Regions from separate parts of the Homo sapiens genome. Here regions 1 and 3 are each linked to region 2. Evidence: chromatin loops called from intact Hi-C (ENCODE). Cell type or tissue: heart right ventricle. All regions are shown on one strand. Region 1 has its middle 35 kb from the start of ZNF362. Region 2 overlaps ZNF362 (zinc finger protein 362). Region 3 has its middle 44 kb from the start of TRIM62.

What was found. Hi-C counts contacts between places; a loop is a spot of excess contacts. Peaks named below come from ENCODE experiments on the same cell type or tissue, not always from the same donor. Only the 100,000 strongest peaks of a DNase experiment are listed, where the experiment ranks them.
Region 1: a loop joins it to region 2, with 4 times the contacts of the local background. A loop is called at or near these places in 40 of 110 quality-filtered maps.
Region 3: a loop joins it to region 2, with 2.3 times the contacts of the local background. A loop is called at or near these places in 16 of 110 quality-filtered maps.

The regions. Positions count from the first base shown.
Region 1 is chr1:33,220,192-33,222,691 of GRCh38, reverse strand. It overlaps a transcript of ZNF362 not described here. Among named protein-coding and RNA genes, the nearest start is that of ZNF362, 35 kb to the left of the region's middle. RefSeq lists an enhancer at 1,765-2,500. In heart right ventricle, no CTCF peak of the experiment used is centred here; a DNase peak (open chromatin) is centred at 1,491.
Region 2 is chr1:33,294,150-33,296,649 of GRCh38, reverse strand. It overlaps ZNF362 (zinc finger protein 362), which reads right to left. Exons shown (of 9, transcript NM_152493.3): 7 at 1,635-1,713; 8 at 1,345-1,503. Among named protein-coding and RNA genes, the nearest start is that of A3GALT2, 26 kb to the left of the region's middle. RefSeq lists an enhancer at 844-1,354. In heart right ventricle, a CTCF peak has its summit at 995 (motif pointing left); a DNase peak (open chromatin) is centred at 969; H3K27ac peaks cover 492 bases.
Region 3 is chr1:33,136,749-33,139,248 of GRCh38, reverse strand. It overlaps a transcript of AZIN2 not described here and a transcript of ZNF362 not described here. Among named protein-coding and RNA genes, the nearest start is that of TRIM62, 44 kb to the left of the region's middle. In heart right ventricle, a CTCF peak has its summit at 1,264 (motif pointing left); no DNase peak of the experiment used is centred here.

The DNA of each region.
Region 1 (2,500 bases), 74 kb after region 2:
AGCAAATGCAAGTGCCCTGAGGCTGAAATGAGCTTGGTAGCTTTGTGCAATAGAAAGAAGGCAGGATGACACTACAAGGTAGATAACAGCTAGCTATTAGAAGTCCTGGCAAAGAGTGTGGATTTCAGGCACAGTAGGAAATTACTGGAAAATTTTACACAAGCAGTGGCATGATGTGATTCATGTTTTTAAAAGATCACTCTGGCGAATGTGGAGAAATATTCATGGGAAGCAAAACTTGAAGCAAGGAGATCAGTGATATGACTATTTGCAGTAATGTAGATGAGAGATGCTGGCAGCCTGGACTAGGGTGCACTGCAAATGAAGAGAAATAGATGGATCTGAGATATATTTTGGAGGTAGGATGTACAGGGCTTGTTTCTAGGTTAGAAATAGGGTTGGTGGGGGGCCAAAAGGACTTGAGCAATTGGATGGATGGAGATGGGGAAGTATGGGGAAGGTATAGTTTTGGAGATAAAGGTCAAGCATTCCATTCTGATGCCATTTCCATGGTATACAAACAGCATTAATTTGATGGCTTTTGGTTGCAAGTGTCAAACTGGCTTAAGCAAACATGAGAAATTGTTGGCTAGTACTCTTGGGAAATACAGGCTCATGGACAGCTCATGAACCTATACTGGGCACCGTAACTGTCCTCAGAACACACATACTACCTCACTCTTTCTTTCTGTCTCCTTGTCGCCCTCTTCCTCCTCCACCTGCTTCTCCTTTTTCTCTCTACCTTCTTTGCTGGGATGATTTAATCCTCCACCCATGGAGGAAACTGTCTACAGTAGGAAGAAAGGCAGCCTTCCCACAGCCTATCCACTGCATCCTACTGCCCATCCACTGCATCCTACTGCCCCATCGTTCATGCTGGGTGAGATTATCCATCTGTTTAACCCTCTAGGAACAGATCAGACACACCTTAAAGTTAAGGACCAGTTCTTACTCCCTCTGAAACACCAGCTTAGTGAAATGAAAAATGAATTGTCTTTGGAATGAGCCAGTACCTGGCTCTGACATTTAGTAGTTGCTTGACCTTGGACAGCTCACTTAACCTCTCTGAGACTTATTTTCCTTATGTAAAAACTAGTGATTACAAATATATACTTGCGCAAGCTGTGAGGATTAAATAAGATCTTGATGAGAAATGCCTGGTATAGTTTGGGCACTCTATGTTTTGAAAACTATGGATATACAAAGACGGCAGCAACCCTGTGGGTATAATCTTGGTGATGTGGGTGTGGAGGAGTGAGGCTGGACTGGTTCCTGGCAGCAGGGAGGAAAAGCCAGTTTGGGACAGGGGTGCCTGAAACTCACTGTGCAGTTTCCTTGGGCAGGCCCACCCCAAACCTGGCTTCAGCCCAAGCCTGCCTGATGGGGGCCCTTCCCAGGATCCCCACCCACAGTCAGGACAGGTCCTGGCCCGTACCTCACTCCTCTGCCTGCGGCTGGGGTTTGCTTAAGCCTCTTACATTCCGGAGGGATTGATAGGATTCCAGAAGCCACACCCACCACCCACTGCCAATCCCAGGGTTAGGAGAGAAACACCGGGTCTTGCCCTCCACGCCTCGGGCTGATGGTCGGCACCCCGCCCCCCAGCACCACCCTTCACATACACACATGGCCCTGTCTCTTCTTCACAGAACAGCACAACTTTAAGGAACCCCAAGGAGCCCTGCCACCCTCTTTCTGCTGACCCTTGCCCTGTCAATCTGATGGGCCACACCCTTCCACATTCCCCACAGAGCATCAACCAGTTTCATTCCTTTCCTCCCTACGAAACCCACAAATTCAAAGAACTTGCCCAGAATTCGTGGCATTAGGAGAACCATGGCTATAGGGTGACCTAACGGTGGCTGAATGTACCCACACCCGCTGGGTTGCTTCACCCAGATTATAGCTCCAAAGACTCTGGGTTCCTGGGACCCCATGTTGGAAAACACTGTTGGACAGATGGGGAAACTGAGGACCAGAGAGCAAAAGGAACTCACCCAAGTCATAGTCAGGCCTGGCTGGGCAGTGGTAGAACCCAGGCCTGCGATGCTGCAAGCCAGACAGACTCCTGAGGCCTGCCCTCAGGACAAATCAGCCACAGATGGCGCCTCCACACCCACAGAGGCACCTTCTGGTGGGTGCATGACATAGTCCAACATGACTGTAGGGGGGTGGGTTTGAAGGAACTGGGGACAAACAGATGGCTCTGCCCTGACTCCCTGACTCCTCAGTGTGGCCTAGGACAAGTGGCTTAACCTCTCTGAGCTTCTGCGTCCACATCTTAAAGTGGAGATCAATCACAAGGTAACTGAGGGTTAGAGGATGTAATGCTTGTAAAGAGTTTAGCAGGAGGCCCAGCATATGGTAAGCAATCTACAAACAGCTGTTATTGCTATCATTATTAATAAAAACAATGGAATAGAAGTCTATAATCCTGCCTTAGCCATGGCACCAGATTGGAGATTGAGGGAAACTCAGGACAGGCCCCCAAACCCCCCAC
Region 2 (2,500 bases):
TTTCCCCTCTTTCTCCTCCTCATCCAATTATCCTTCAAGGCTTCACCTAAGTGTTGCTCCTCCAGGTGGTCAATCTGGACTCATCCCCCTTCCCAGCTCCATTGTGTCCTCCCTGCTGTCTTTCAAAACACACTTTTATCACAGTGGTTCTCAATTGAGGTGATTTTGCCCCCCAGGGACAAAGAGCCAGGATGAGAACCCAGGAGTGGCAGGGACAAAAGGAGCTCCCAGGGAGGACACAGAGGGACAGAGCTTCAGGGCCATGCTGTCCCCCAGGATGCAGGACTCCAGAATGCAGGACGGCATGGCCCTGCAGCTCAGCCCCTCTGTGTCATCCCTGAAGACATTTTTTGGCTGTCACCACTTGGGGAGCGGTTGCTACTGGCATCTAGCGGATGGAGGCCTGGAATGCTGCTCAGAGCCCTGCCACGTGCAGGCCAGCGCCCACAGTGGAAAGGTCCGGCCCAAATGTCCATCTGGACTAGGGCCGAGAGTCTCTGCTTTACAGCAGCTACACAATTTCCCGTCAAACAGTTACGTGTGTACTTGTTTAATACTTGTCTCCAACAGTTCTTAATTTCCCTGGGGACAAAAAATAGATCTGTCTGGCTCATCCCAATGCCCGAGCACCAGGCAGAAGTGTTTAGTAAAGACTGAGTGAATAAATAATGGTACTAGCTCAGGTTGATTTGGCACCACTCTGCCAGCCAACAGCCCTGTGAGTTCATCCATTTGACAGATGAGGAAACTGAGGCTCAGTGACCTCTATGTCGGGGATACGGGGTCTGTTAACTAGAATATTAGATCAAACAGAAGCACACACTCAAGCGATTCGCCTGGGGGTGAATGGTATTTCTGGGTGCCAAAAGGCCCTCGTTTGGGGAAATTCCCACCCAGGGACGGGAGCTGAATGCTCTGAGCTTTCCGGGCTGCTCAGGCCTTTCCTGAGATGAGGGTGGCTATGGGCCATGTCACTGCGCCACCTTGTGGCCACAATGGGGGTTGCAGCTTCCTGGGTGACAGGAAGGCGCTTCTCTCTGTAGCTCTGCGGAGCAGGTGAAAAGCCTCCTGCCACTGCTGTGAGTACTCCAGGGCCTCGGAGACTCAGGCTAAAGGTGAGCAGGAGGCTAGGGGCTTGGTCAGGGGTAGCTGAAACCAGAAGTGGGAAGCAAAAGCTCTGGTTCTCCCCTTCCCTGTGATCTCAGGGTGTCACTTCCCTTCTCTAGGCCTCAATTTGTCTGGAAAATGGGAAGAGTCGACACAGATCTGACAATGGGGAAGCAACTGAGGCCTGGAAGACGAAGTGGCTCCCCCGGGGCAGGGCACAGGCCGACCGGCACTCACCGAGGTGTAGGCCCGCCCACACATGCTGCAGCAGTAGGCCTTGGCGTGCTTGATGGCGTGGGCCGAGAGGTGGATCTGCAAAGAAGCGGAGTCCGAATAGGCCCGGTAGCAGTTGGGACACTTGTAGGGCTTGTCCTTGTTGTGCTGGCGCTGGTGAGACTGTAGGGGCACAGCAGGGGGTCAGGAGAGGAACAGGGCTCCCTCACCCCACCCCCTTCCTACGCTTCCTTGTGGGGGTGGGTGGGGGGGCACCAGAGCACCTGGTGGGCAGGAGGCAGGCAGGCACTCACCTGGAGGTTGGAGAGCTGAGTGAAAGCCTTCTCGCAGCCAGGATGTGGGCACTTGTAGGGTCTGTCGCCTGTGTGGATTCTGTAATGGGCAGCCCAGTAAGGTCGAAGTCCCTGACACACACCCCAAGACCGCTCCAGTTCCCAAGTCCTTACTCTGGCCCCTAAGCCTCTCGGTCCCTACCCTGCCCATGCTCCCCAAGGACCAAGAGTGAGCCCAGGCAAGAGCTGGGGACTTCAACGGCCATGGCTCTTCCTTCCTTCTCTGGCCTCCACTGCCAGTCTGACCAGAGCCTCCTACTTCCCACAGGTCCCAGCTGTCCCCAGCCCACCACCAGAGCCCTTGCAGCAACCCAGTGCAGGCCTCGGAGAGGGCCTGATTTGGCTGCCCCTCTCTTTGAAAACCCCACACTACGGACCACATATTGCAAAGAACACAGATGCACAGCTTTGTCGGGACCTTCCCTGCCCACCCAGCCTCCTTCCCTAAGAAGAAGGAGACATCTCCCTCTAATTGGCCCCAGACACTTATTTCCTGTCCCTACCCCATGTCAGGCACATCTCCGTGACAGCTGCATGGTCACCCCAGTAAATGGGAGAATGTGGGACAGCATGGCCCTGAAGCTCAGCCCCTCTGTGTCCTTCCTGAGAGCTCCTTCTGTCCCTGCCACTCCTGGGTTCTCATCCTGGCTATTAACCAGCTGGGTGACCTTGGACAAACCACTGAGCATCAGTTTCCTCATCTGCAAAATGGGTATAAAAATACAGTTCCTATCTCATCGGGCTTTGTGAAGATAACATCAGATAATGCATGTAAAGGGCTTAGCCTAGTGTTGGTACAAAGTAAGCACTCAACGTTTGCCAGTTAT
Region 3 (2,500 bases), 160 kb after region 2:
CTGATGATGCTGAGCCCCCAGAGCGACCCTCACTGATCATTCCCCCGACACCTAGATTTTGTGCAGGGAGAGCCAGGGAAAAGAGGCAGAGACTAGGAAAGTTATTTGTTTGCTTTTTTAACAAATTATAACATAACTTGTGCTCATTTTAAAAAATGAAAATAAACACAGTAGAAATTCTCATTCTCCTTCTTCCCCAGTCCCAGAAGTCAGCAGCTATTAACAGTCAGTGCGAGTCTTGCAGGCATTTTTGCTTACACATAAACAAATGTCATTTTCTTTTACACAAATATGATCATCTTTCACATACTGTCCATCTTTCTATGTGTTCTGTGGTGTAAGTAGAAGCCCAACCCTTTCCCCTGCCACCTCCCTGGACCTCGGGCTCCTCAGGCTCCTACAAATGAAATTATTGGTCAAAAGATTTTCTCATTTAAAATGTGTTGCTTTCCTGGGTCGTTTTATTTTCTTGTAACATGCTCATTATGGAAAATTTGGAAAATACACAAGACACAAAGGAAAAAAATCATCCATCAGCCACTGTCCAGAGATAACTGCTGCTAGCATTTTGAGGATAAGGTTTACAGTCTTTCTTTCCTTTTCTTTTTTTTTTTTTTTTTTTGTTGTTGTTGTTGTTGAGACAGGATCTCGCTCTGTCACCCAGACTGGAATGCAGTGGCACGATCACAGTGCCTCAGCCTCCCAACTAGCTAGGACTATTATTGGGCGTGCTAATTTAAAAAGAAATTTTGCAGAGACAGGGTCTCGCTATGTTGCCTAGGCTCATCTTGAACTCCTGGTCTCAAGCAACCTCTCCACTCAGCTTCTTAAAGTGTTGGGATTACAGGCATGAACCACTGCACCTAGACCAGCCTTTTTTCTACGTGAGTCTATTCTACGTAAATCAAACCACTTTGCCTATTGTTCCATAACCTGTTTTTTTCCACTTAATAAAAGATTGTTATTCCATGTTAGTCTACAGCATCAGTTTAGTATGCTGTGTGACCTCAGGGCCACCTTAGAAGCCTACTTTTCCTAACCCCCATTCTGAGTAGGGAACCTGCCGCAGCAGATGCCCAGAACGCTCTTGCTCCAGGGTGTAACCTCTGCCTACTGGCTCCCTTTCAGGAATAAAATGCCCTGAGAAGTCCCTGAGCACTTGCCTCCTCCACCTCCCCTGAGCTGAAATCCCAGCACCCCACTGATGGTTATGCAGTCCCCCTGCAACTTCTCCGGCGCCACCTACCGGTGCAGTAAGTAGAAGCCCACCCCTTTCCCCTGCCACCTCCCTGGACCCTCAGCTCCTCGGCTCTGCTGCCAACCCAAGACCCAAGGTGGGGAGGATGGAGGTGGGGGCCTGGGTGGTCCTGACTGTGAGGCAAGGGAAGCCCTCTGGACTCAAGTTGGGCAAGCGACAGTGCCTCTTGCCCTTGTACCGTGGCCAGCTTTCCCTCAGAATGATGAGACTGAGGAAGGGACAGGGGCAGGTAGGTATCAGAGGTGGGCCAAGGAGGGTGCTGAGCCACTTGAAAGTTTTCTGGTTCCCAAAGCAAATACCCAGCTTCCCAGCCCAAGCCCATACTCTGCCCAAGGAATTTACTAGCCAAATAGTGTGGTTAAGTGTGATGTTGGGCAAGATCCCCCCTCTGGGGATCTCAGTCTTCTTACCAATTATACAAGGGGAAATATAGCCAGGTGGTTTCTAAGCCACCTTCCCAGCTCTGAAACTCTAAAACCCAACTGGAATCCATGTTTTCAAATGCTCTGTTTTCTCTCAAAGTCCCTGTACGCCTCATGATTAGTTGAATCCAATTATAGACCAGGTCTGGTTTGAAATATCATTAACATAATAATTATTATGGGCTGTCCTCTCATTTAATCCTCACAACAAGCATAAGAGGAGATACCATTTTTATCCTCTTTTTACTGATAAGAACACAAGGTCCAGAGAGTTAAGATGACTTTCTGCTTACGTGGCAGAGCTCACATTTGAACCCAGGGCTGTGTGACTCCCAAACCTGTGCTCCTTATTAGCCTCCAGTCCCCATACTACCCTGTGATGGGTGTAGGGATCATTCTTCCCTTGCTACAGTTAAGGAAACTGAGGCCAAACAGAAGAGATGTTTTCCTCAGGGTCACATAGCAAGTTCATGGCACAGCTGGGTGAACCCAGGCTCTGTGTCTCCTGGCCAACCGTCACTCCCCCACTCCCAACAAGCACTGGCTGATTTTCTTTTCTTTTTTTTTTTTTGGAGACTGAGTCTTGCTCTGTCGCCCAGGCTGGAGTGCAGTGATGTGATCTCAGCTCACTGCAACCTCTGCCTCCTGGGTTCAAGCAATTATCCTGTCTCAGCCTCCCAAGCAGCTGGGACTACAAGCACGCACCACCACGCCCAGCTAATTTTTGTATTTTTAGTAGAGACAGGGTTTCACCATATTGGCCAGGCTGGTCTCGGACTCCTGACCTCTGATCCACCTGCCTCGGCCTCCCAAAGTGCTG